2 separate regions of the Homo sapiens genome follow, and region 2 is linked to region 1. A link is an interaction called in ENCODE POLR2A ChIA-PET data of the cell type or tissue named here. Cell type or tissue: Caco-2. All regions are shown on one strand. Region 1 overlaps SUPV3L1 (Suv3 like RNA helicase). Region 2 overlaps HK1 (hexokinase 1).

Evidence for each region. ChIA-PET counts read pairs that join two places held together with the same protein. Peaks named below come from ENCODE experiments on the same cell type or tissue, not always from the same donor. Only the 100,000 strongest peaks of a DNase experiment are listed, where the experiment ranks them.
Region 2: POLR2A ChIA-PET joins it to region 1 with 6 read pairs; 6 of 35 experiments call an interaction of 5 or more read pairs at or near these places.

What each region holds. Positions count from the first base shown.
Region 1 is chr10:69,205,107-69,209,106 of GRCh38, reverse strand. It overlaps SUPV3L1 (Suv3 like RNA helicase), which reads right to left. Exons shown (of 15, transcript NM_003171.5): 14 at 1,166-1,314; 15 at 14-507. The coding sequence ends at 72. Among named protein-coding and RNA genes, the nearest start is that of HKDC1, 13 kb to the left of the region's middle. In Caco-2, no CTCF peak of the experiment used is centred here; no DNase peak of the experiment used is centred here.
Region 2 is chr10:69,384,464-69,388,463 of GRCh38, reverse strand. It overlaps HK1 (hexokinase 1), which reads right to left. Exons shown (of 18, transcript NM_000188.3): 11 at 3,983-4,000; 12 at 3,549-3,668; 13 at 2,046-2,141. Among named protein-coding and RNA genes, the nearest start is that of TACR2, 30 kb to the left of the region's middle. In Caco-2, no CTCF peak of the experiment used is centred here; DNase peaks (open chromatin) are centred at 2,194 and 2,931.

The DNA.
Region 1 (4,000 bases):
TGAGGAAAAAGGATTCAAAATAAATTTTTATTTGCAAAATTAAATAAAAAAAAAAAAACAGGAACAGAAAACTAGTCCGAATCAGGTTCCTTCTTCTTTCTTCTCGTCCCTTTTGGATGAGTCCCAGACTCTGTTTTTTCTTTGTTGTGTTCAGTTTGTTGTGTCATCCACTCTTTTTCTAGCTGTTTCAGCATGTCTGGAGTGAGGAGTCCTTGCTGCACCAATCTGGAAGCAAGGGACAGCTCTCCTGCATCGGGGCTGGGTGGCTCAGTAGCTTTACTCCCTAGAGCTTTGGTGCCGCGTGTCCTTCTAGCTTGGCTCTTTAAGGTTCCTGACAATCGTGACTGGCTCCCTGATGGAAAGCCCTCCAAATTCAACAGCTTATGCGTCTCAGACATTTTAATCAATTTAGTGATATTGTGCACACCATCTTGGATAATACCATCTAGTTCTTTCTGGAGATCTCGAATAAGGCTGGCATCTGGAAACATATCCATAAATCGGTAGCTGGGAAAAAGACACATTAGCATTATAGCAACAGCTCTTATCGCAGTCACTGGACAACTCTCAATGGCACACCTACATCATGACATTGATAAATTCTAAATGTTCTTTTTGCAAACTCTCTTCAGTGCCTTTGCTCAACCTTGATTTCTGCCCCCACATATCGGAGGAATATGTCATCCTGAGGGTGGGTCAGCACTATACCTCAATAGACTCTGATATACTCCTGGAGAGGGACATGCCCCTCCTTTGAGAATCACTGGCCTAGAACAGGACTTCTCAAATGATAATGTACAAGTGAATCACCCAGGGATCTTGTTAAAATGCAGAATCTGATCAAGTCAGGCATGGGCCTGATACTCCTTAGTTCTAACAAGCTCCCAGGTGATACCAATGCTTTTGGTCCAAGGACCATCCTTTGACCAGCAGGAGTCCAGTGGACCTTCCTTCTCACCTAGCCATCTTAACTAGAATTGCAAGAACTCAAGTCATTTTTGGAATGGGAAACCATTCCATCAGTTGAATTGCCTTTATGGACAATAGACATAATATAGAGCATCTTGCAAATATGTCCATAATTTGAAATAGAAAAACAAATTCATAAAACCTTTAATTTGTCCTACTAGAAAAATGAGAGCACATAAAGGAAAAATGTTGGTACCTTAGCCACAAGTAAAGATCCAAGACATCGTGGACAGCTTCAAGATCCATGAGGTCTTTAATATTCTTAGGTGGAAGTAAAGGCCATTTGATGTATCGGCGTAACCATGCAAAGGTCAGGGGCTCATTCCTGCTATACTGCCTGGCAAACTGAGAGAGAAAGAGGAAAAGGGTTTCAGAGAAGTGTCAGAATTCCCTTAAGTCTATAATTAGAAAGAGAAAAAAAAGAAAGCAAAACAAAACATTGTGGTTGTATTTCAATAGACAGGTGGTTTCTTTTCTCCTTTATACTCTTCTACATTTTAAAGAACATTTAATACTTTATAAGGCCAGGTACAGTGGCTCACGTCTATAATCCCAGCACTCTGGGAGTCTGAAGCGGGTAGATCACTTGAGCCCAGGAGTTCGAGACCAGCTGGGGCAACATGGAGAAACCCCATCCATACAAAAAACACAAAGAATTAGCTGGGCATGGTGGTGTGTGCCTGTGATTCCATCTACTCCTCAGGAAGCTGAGGTGGAGGATTACTGAGCCCAGGGAGGTCAAGGCTGCAGTGCGCCATGATCGTGCCACTGCACTCCAGCAGTGAGACCATTTGGAGAAAGAAAAAACAAAAAAAGATGATTTCCTTCTTTTTCTAAAACCAGGGTAATAATATGTGCAGCAGAAGTTCAAGGGCTACTCTGGGCACACTACCTATAGGGTATCCCTGCTCCACAAGGAGCAGTTAAAAAAAAAAAGAAGCTGTAGAAGGACTAACTTTCCAGGGCCTAAGTCTGTTAACTCTTATTTAGGAATATGTGATGTTCTAAAGCTATGGACAGACAGTACCTGAAGACTCCTATTTCTATCTCATATGTAATAGTCCTATAACCTCAAATACGAGCTTAAGTTTCTCTATCTTGTTAATGTCCTCCCTTATTTTTTATTTTTTTGAGACGGAGTCTCGCTCTGTTACCCAGGCTGGAGTGCAATGGCACGATCTTGGCTCACTGCAACCTCCGCCTCCTGGGTTCAAGTGATTCTCCTGCCTCAACCTCCTGAGTAGCTGGGATTACAGGCGCCCGCCACAACACCCAGCTAATTTTTGTATTTTTAGTGCAGACGGGGTTTCATCATGTTGGTCAGGCTGGTCTCAAACTCCCGACCTTGTGATCCACCCGCCTCGGCCTCCCAAAGTGCTGGGATTACAGGCGTGAGCCACCGCACCTGGCTGTCCTCCCTTATTATATAGAAACCCTCTGAGGTGGCCTGGTGCAAGGCTGGTCAGAAGTCAATCTTGGATCTGCCTCCTGCGAGCTGTGTGGCTTTGGCCAAGTCAACACTCTTTGCTTCAGCTTCCTCACTGGTAACGTGAGACATCACAGCCCTGTCTTGAACCACAAGACACTGCTGGGGAATGTGCTTTCAAAACCATGTTGCATCCCAGAATTAGGCAATATTATACATCACCTGTACTACAGAAGATAGACATACAACCACACAGTAAGACCCCTCAAGCAAGAGTTTAAATAAAATCTTCAGCTTCAAGATTCAAGCTGATTTCAAATGATTCATTTCCTGATTAGGGGAAATTATCTCTAAATGCTTAACCTAAGCAAGGTTAATACTTCAGAGAGGAAGAGCAGTTTTAGATCAATTGTAGTTAAATAATGCCACAATTTTGTTAAATTCAGTCTGGTCCACTCTGCTAAGTTTAATAAATGCCAAGTAGGATAGCCATAAAGGGTAGAAATGTGACCACACTACCTGCTAGGCAGGACAGGCCAAGCATGAGTTCTCAAGTTATCTTATAAAGGCAGTGGCTCTATTTTTTTTGGCCACAAACAACTAGTGGAAGCCCAATACATAAAAGAGCTAAGTAAGGAGCTATGCAGAGAGAGCAGGGAGAGATGCCCGCCCATCCATCCATCCATCCATCCATCCATCCAGCAGCTGGCCCTAAAGGAGCTCCATGGAGCACAGCTTCCAAATCACAGTCCTAAGGGGCATCCTAAGTCATTAATGTGATTGAGCTCTTTCATAGTTCAGTAATGACAAAGATCAGGAAAAAAGGAAAAGCCTCTAGATTTCATATTCTAATTTTTAAACAGAAAACACACGGAGCGGCCGGGTGTGGTGGCTCATGCCTGTAATCCCTGCACTTTGGGAGGCCAAGGCGGGTGGATCACTTGAGGTCAGGAGTTTGAGACCAGCCTGGCCAACATGGTGAAACCCCATCTCTACTAAAAATACAAAAAATTAGCCAGGCATGGTGGCGGGCACCTGTAATCCCAGCTACTCGGGAGGCTGAGACAGGAGAATCGCCTGAACCTGGGAGGCGGAGGTTGCAGTGAGCCAAGCTCATACCACTGCACTCCAGCTTGGGCAACAGAGTGAGACTTCATCTCAAAAAGAAAACACACCACGCATCATGGCGCACACCTGTAGTCCTAGCTACTCAGGAGGCTGAGGTGGAAGGATCGCCTGAGCCCAGGAGTTTGGGGTTACAGTGAGCTATGATTGTGCCACTGCACTGCAGCCTGGGCAACATAGTGAGACCTTATCTTAAGAAAACAAGCAACTGTTGACCTGCATGTTCCAGAGACTCCCTACACCTTAGTAAAGAGCTTCTATTCACTAGAATAGCTGTTTAAAGGATGGTGTGAATGGTGCCAAGGCCATGGGACTGAGTTCCACTCAGGTCAGTTTACAGCAGTTCAAGACTGTTCCATAAACTTCAACCTTATGCTAGCTAAGTTTTTCACAAATGCCAGCTCTAAGAAACATATTTTCTAGGTAAACATCTGGACATGGAAGATCTCTAACACATATTATTAAGAGAAAAAGAAAAGG
Region 2 (4,000 bases), 180 kb before region 1:
TATCCTTTCTTATTTAAGAGACAGAGTCTTGCTCTGTCACCCAGGCTGGAGTGTACTACCGCAACCACGGCTCACTGCAGACTCAACCTCCTAAGCTCAAGTAATCCGCCCACCTCAGCCTCCTCAGTAGGTGGGACCACAGGTTGTGCACCACTATGACGGCTAATTTTTTATTTTTTAATTTCTTATAGAGACGGGGTCTTACTACGTTACCCAGGCTGGTCTCCAACTCCTGGGCTCAAGCGTTCCTCCTGCCTTGGCCTCCCAAAGTTCCTCCTGCCTTGGCTACAGGTGTGAGTCACTGCACCCAACCCGCAGCTATATTTTCAATGAAATATTGTAAGTTGTGTAGCATACCCTTCCAGATGCAACTCAGCCCTTTTTGTTTTTTTTCTATTTAACTGCAAAAGACAGCAGACAAATCAGCCCTCTTTCAGACACTCATTTCAGCTTCCCTGACAGCCTAGTGCCCAGGTATCTGTCTGCTCTTTAGACTGTTATTTGAAGTGTTCTGTTTTGTTTTGTTTTGTTTTTTAAAGTTCTTACTTTGCTCAGTGTAATGGGATTTGAAAAAAAGTCAAAAAAAAAATTTAAAACAGTCTCTTACTGACTCCCTCATTAATTAATGAGTTAAATTAAATCTTGGGAATTTTTCATTTTATATTTTTTCAATGTCCTCCAGCCAAAGACCACGAGAAACACACCTGTAATCTAACAAAGTTGGGCTTTACTGACTCATTGCAACACTGGAGAACACACCCCGGGGGCATCTTGGAAAGTGGCTTGGTGTGGTGGCCCATGCTTGGAATCCTAACACTTTGGGAGGGTGAGGCAGGAGGATCACTGGAGCCCAGGAGTTCAAGACCAGCATGGGTAACATAGCAAGACCCCACCTCTATTTAAAAACCCCAACACTTTGGAGGCCAAGGCGAGCAGATTGCTTGAGCCCAGGAGTTGGAGACCAGCCTGAGCAGCATGGCAAAACACCATCTTTACCAAAAACACAAAAATTAGCCAGATGTAGATGCCCACCTGTAATCCCAGCTACTAGGGAGGCTGAAGCGGGAGGATCGCTTGAGCCTGGGAGGCAGAGGTTGCAGTGAGCCAAGATTGCTCCACTGCACTCCAGCCTGGGTGACAGAGTAAGACCCTGTCTCAAAAAAGGAAACTTTAAAATTCTAAAAATTTTTTTTAAAAAAGTTTAATTTGGATCTGTGTCTGTGTTGTGGTTTGGGGGAAGGTTTAAAGAAGTGGGGCTTTGCTCTGGATTGGATATTGTCAGGAACCAGGGGCAATTCTATGGTTACAGACTGGTCTTATTCTTGTCTAAATCCATCATGGTCCCGGACGGAGTGGCTGTGTCTGATGTTTCTGCTCTGCAATTGTTTGTGGACTCTGTGAAATTGTTTGTGTTCCACAGGAGAACACCAAGGCCTAACTGAGAGTGCCAGGCTGTGCCCACCTGTCAGGGGCTGCTTCTCTCTTTTTCAATTTGTATGAGAGTCATGATTTGCCTTTCTAAAAAAAAAATAATAATAATCTTTTAACAACACAAACCTATGAGCCCTTATTTTATTGCGGGCAGTGGAGTCAGGAAATAGGGAGCTTTTCTTGGCCAGGTCACATACTTCTGTATTGTTAGAATTCTTTTTTATGTATTATTTATTTATTTATTTATTTATTTAGAGATGGAGTCTTGCTCTGTCGCCCAGGCTGTAGTGCAGTGGCGTGATCTCAGCTCACTGCAACCTCCTCCTGGGTTGAAGCGATTCTTCTGCCTCAGTCTCCCGAGTAGCTGGGACTACAGGTGCGCACCACCACGCCTGGCTAATTTGTGTAACTTTAGTAGAGACAGGGTTTCACCATATTGCCCGGGCTGGTCTAGAACTCCTGACCTCATGATCCACCCGCCTCGGCCTCCCAAAGTGCTGGGATTACAGGCGTGAGCCACCACGCCTGGCCTGAATTCTTTACAACAGGCAAATACACTTTTTAGAAGCCCCTAAAACAGTAAAGATTTTAAAAAACATTCTTTTAATAGTTACCTCTCTCCTTTTTATCGCATCCCTTAGTAAGGTGACTACATCGTGGCCCACGCAGTCTGTTGCCTTAAAACCCTTTGTCCACGTGATCAAGATTCCCTACAACATAAAAAGCACCAGGAGAGTCCTGTGTAATTAACCTGGAAGGGGAGAACACAAAATTCCAACCCTCCCTCCTGAGTCAACAACTGCTGAGGGCTTACAACATCGGAGACGGAGTTCAAACATCTGAGGACAAACCAATAAAATATGAATAGACCCTCCTCACCATCCTCATAGGGGTTTGAAATAATCCCACTTCACAGATGGAGCATGAGGCACATTAGGTAAATAGCAATGTCTAAGTTCACTCAGCAGACGGCAAAGACGGCACTCAATACTGGACAAGAGCCCAGATCACCCGATTCCAAGCCTGGTGCTGCCACTGGCATAACCAGCTGTACAGAAGAGTCTACTGACACTATAACTGAAGGATCCTAAGAGTTTAGTAATACTGTGTCTACCTAAAGTACATTTTAGCTTTCACTGGATTGAAGTTAAAACACTTCCTGGGGAAGAAAGTACACTGGGTGTGTGTTGACTATGATGAATCCAAGGTGAAGGTATAAGTGAAATGCTTTAAAAACAAACAAACAGATCTAACTCCTGAGCTCTAAAAGGGTTTCAGAAGAAAAAAGTCCCAAGTCAGCGATGTAACTGGATTAACTGGTTTACAGAGGTAGGTGACCCTACCTAACTCTCCTAGGGCTGCTCATTAAGCCTTAAACCCTGGCCTAAGACCCACCTCCAGAACTCCTGCCTGGTCACGTCTCCACCTGTGACACCCAGAGCTACCTACAGCTCTTCCAGCGTGACAGGCTGGGTCTTGCCTCCGTGACTCTGCACCATTGGTTCCTTCTGCCCAGAATCCACTCCCCAGCCCTGACAGCATGGAGCTGGAGCTGCTGGTGTTAGGGACTCGGCTCCCCCACTAGACTGTGGCCTTCCAAAGGACAGGAGCTGTAACCTTCAGCTCTGAGCCCAGCCAATCAGTAGTCAGCAGGTGCTCAAGCTCTGATCCTGGACCCTGATTCATCTCATATATTGAACAAACATTTATTATCTCCTCTGATTGGACACTGTGCTAGGGCGTGCAGGGATACAGGTCCTTGCTCACGGAGTCTACCACTAGCAGAAACAAAAGACACTAAGAACTAACTGTGTAAGAAGTGTTATAAGCAAGGCAACAATCAAATGAACAGGGGGCACAGAAGAGGATGAGGTTCTTTTTTTGCTTGGAGGACCAGAAGGTTTCCCAGAAAAGGTGACGCTTTCAAAGAGAAAAGAAGAGAGAAGAGTCTCAGTATGCCCTGCAGGCTGTGAAATAAAGCCTGGCTCAACCCACTGTGACTGTGACTGTCATCTAGGAATGACACTGAGGCTGGAGAAGGCCTCAAGGGCCAGCCCACCCAGGCCACAGGGGACTCAGTGCTGCCCGATCACTGAGCCCTAAGAACAGAGACTCACCGCGTCCAGACTCGTCTGCTGGCAGGGAAATGAGAACGTGAAGCCCAGAGGCATCCTGGGGCCTTTGATCCCCATGTAGTCCAAGAAGTCAGAGATGCAGGAGACAATGTGATCAAACAGCTGCAGGGGAAAAGAAAGGATCGCCCGTGCTCTCTGTGGTTTTAATTTTATCAGTGCACATGGACCAAAGTGTGTATACACACACACACGTAGGAAAACACACCCCACACACATGCAGAGTGAGCCTCCTTTTCCAGAATCTTCTCAGCCACCAGAGTGTCACAAGCCAGGCATGGCAAAAAGCATCTGGTGCTTCTGGGCCACAAGGACACAAATCCATGTGGGCACCCCGTGGCGGATTTTGGTCATCACGTGACTGCCGGTGCCACTGGCCGTGTGTGCAGTGCACATGCACTATGGTTTTGTAATCTCACCTCTTCCCCAGTGCCCTG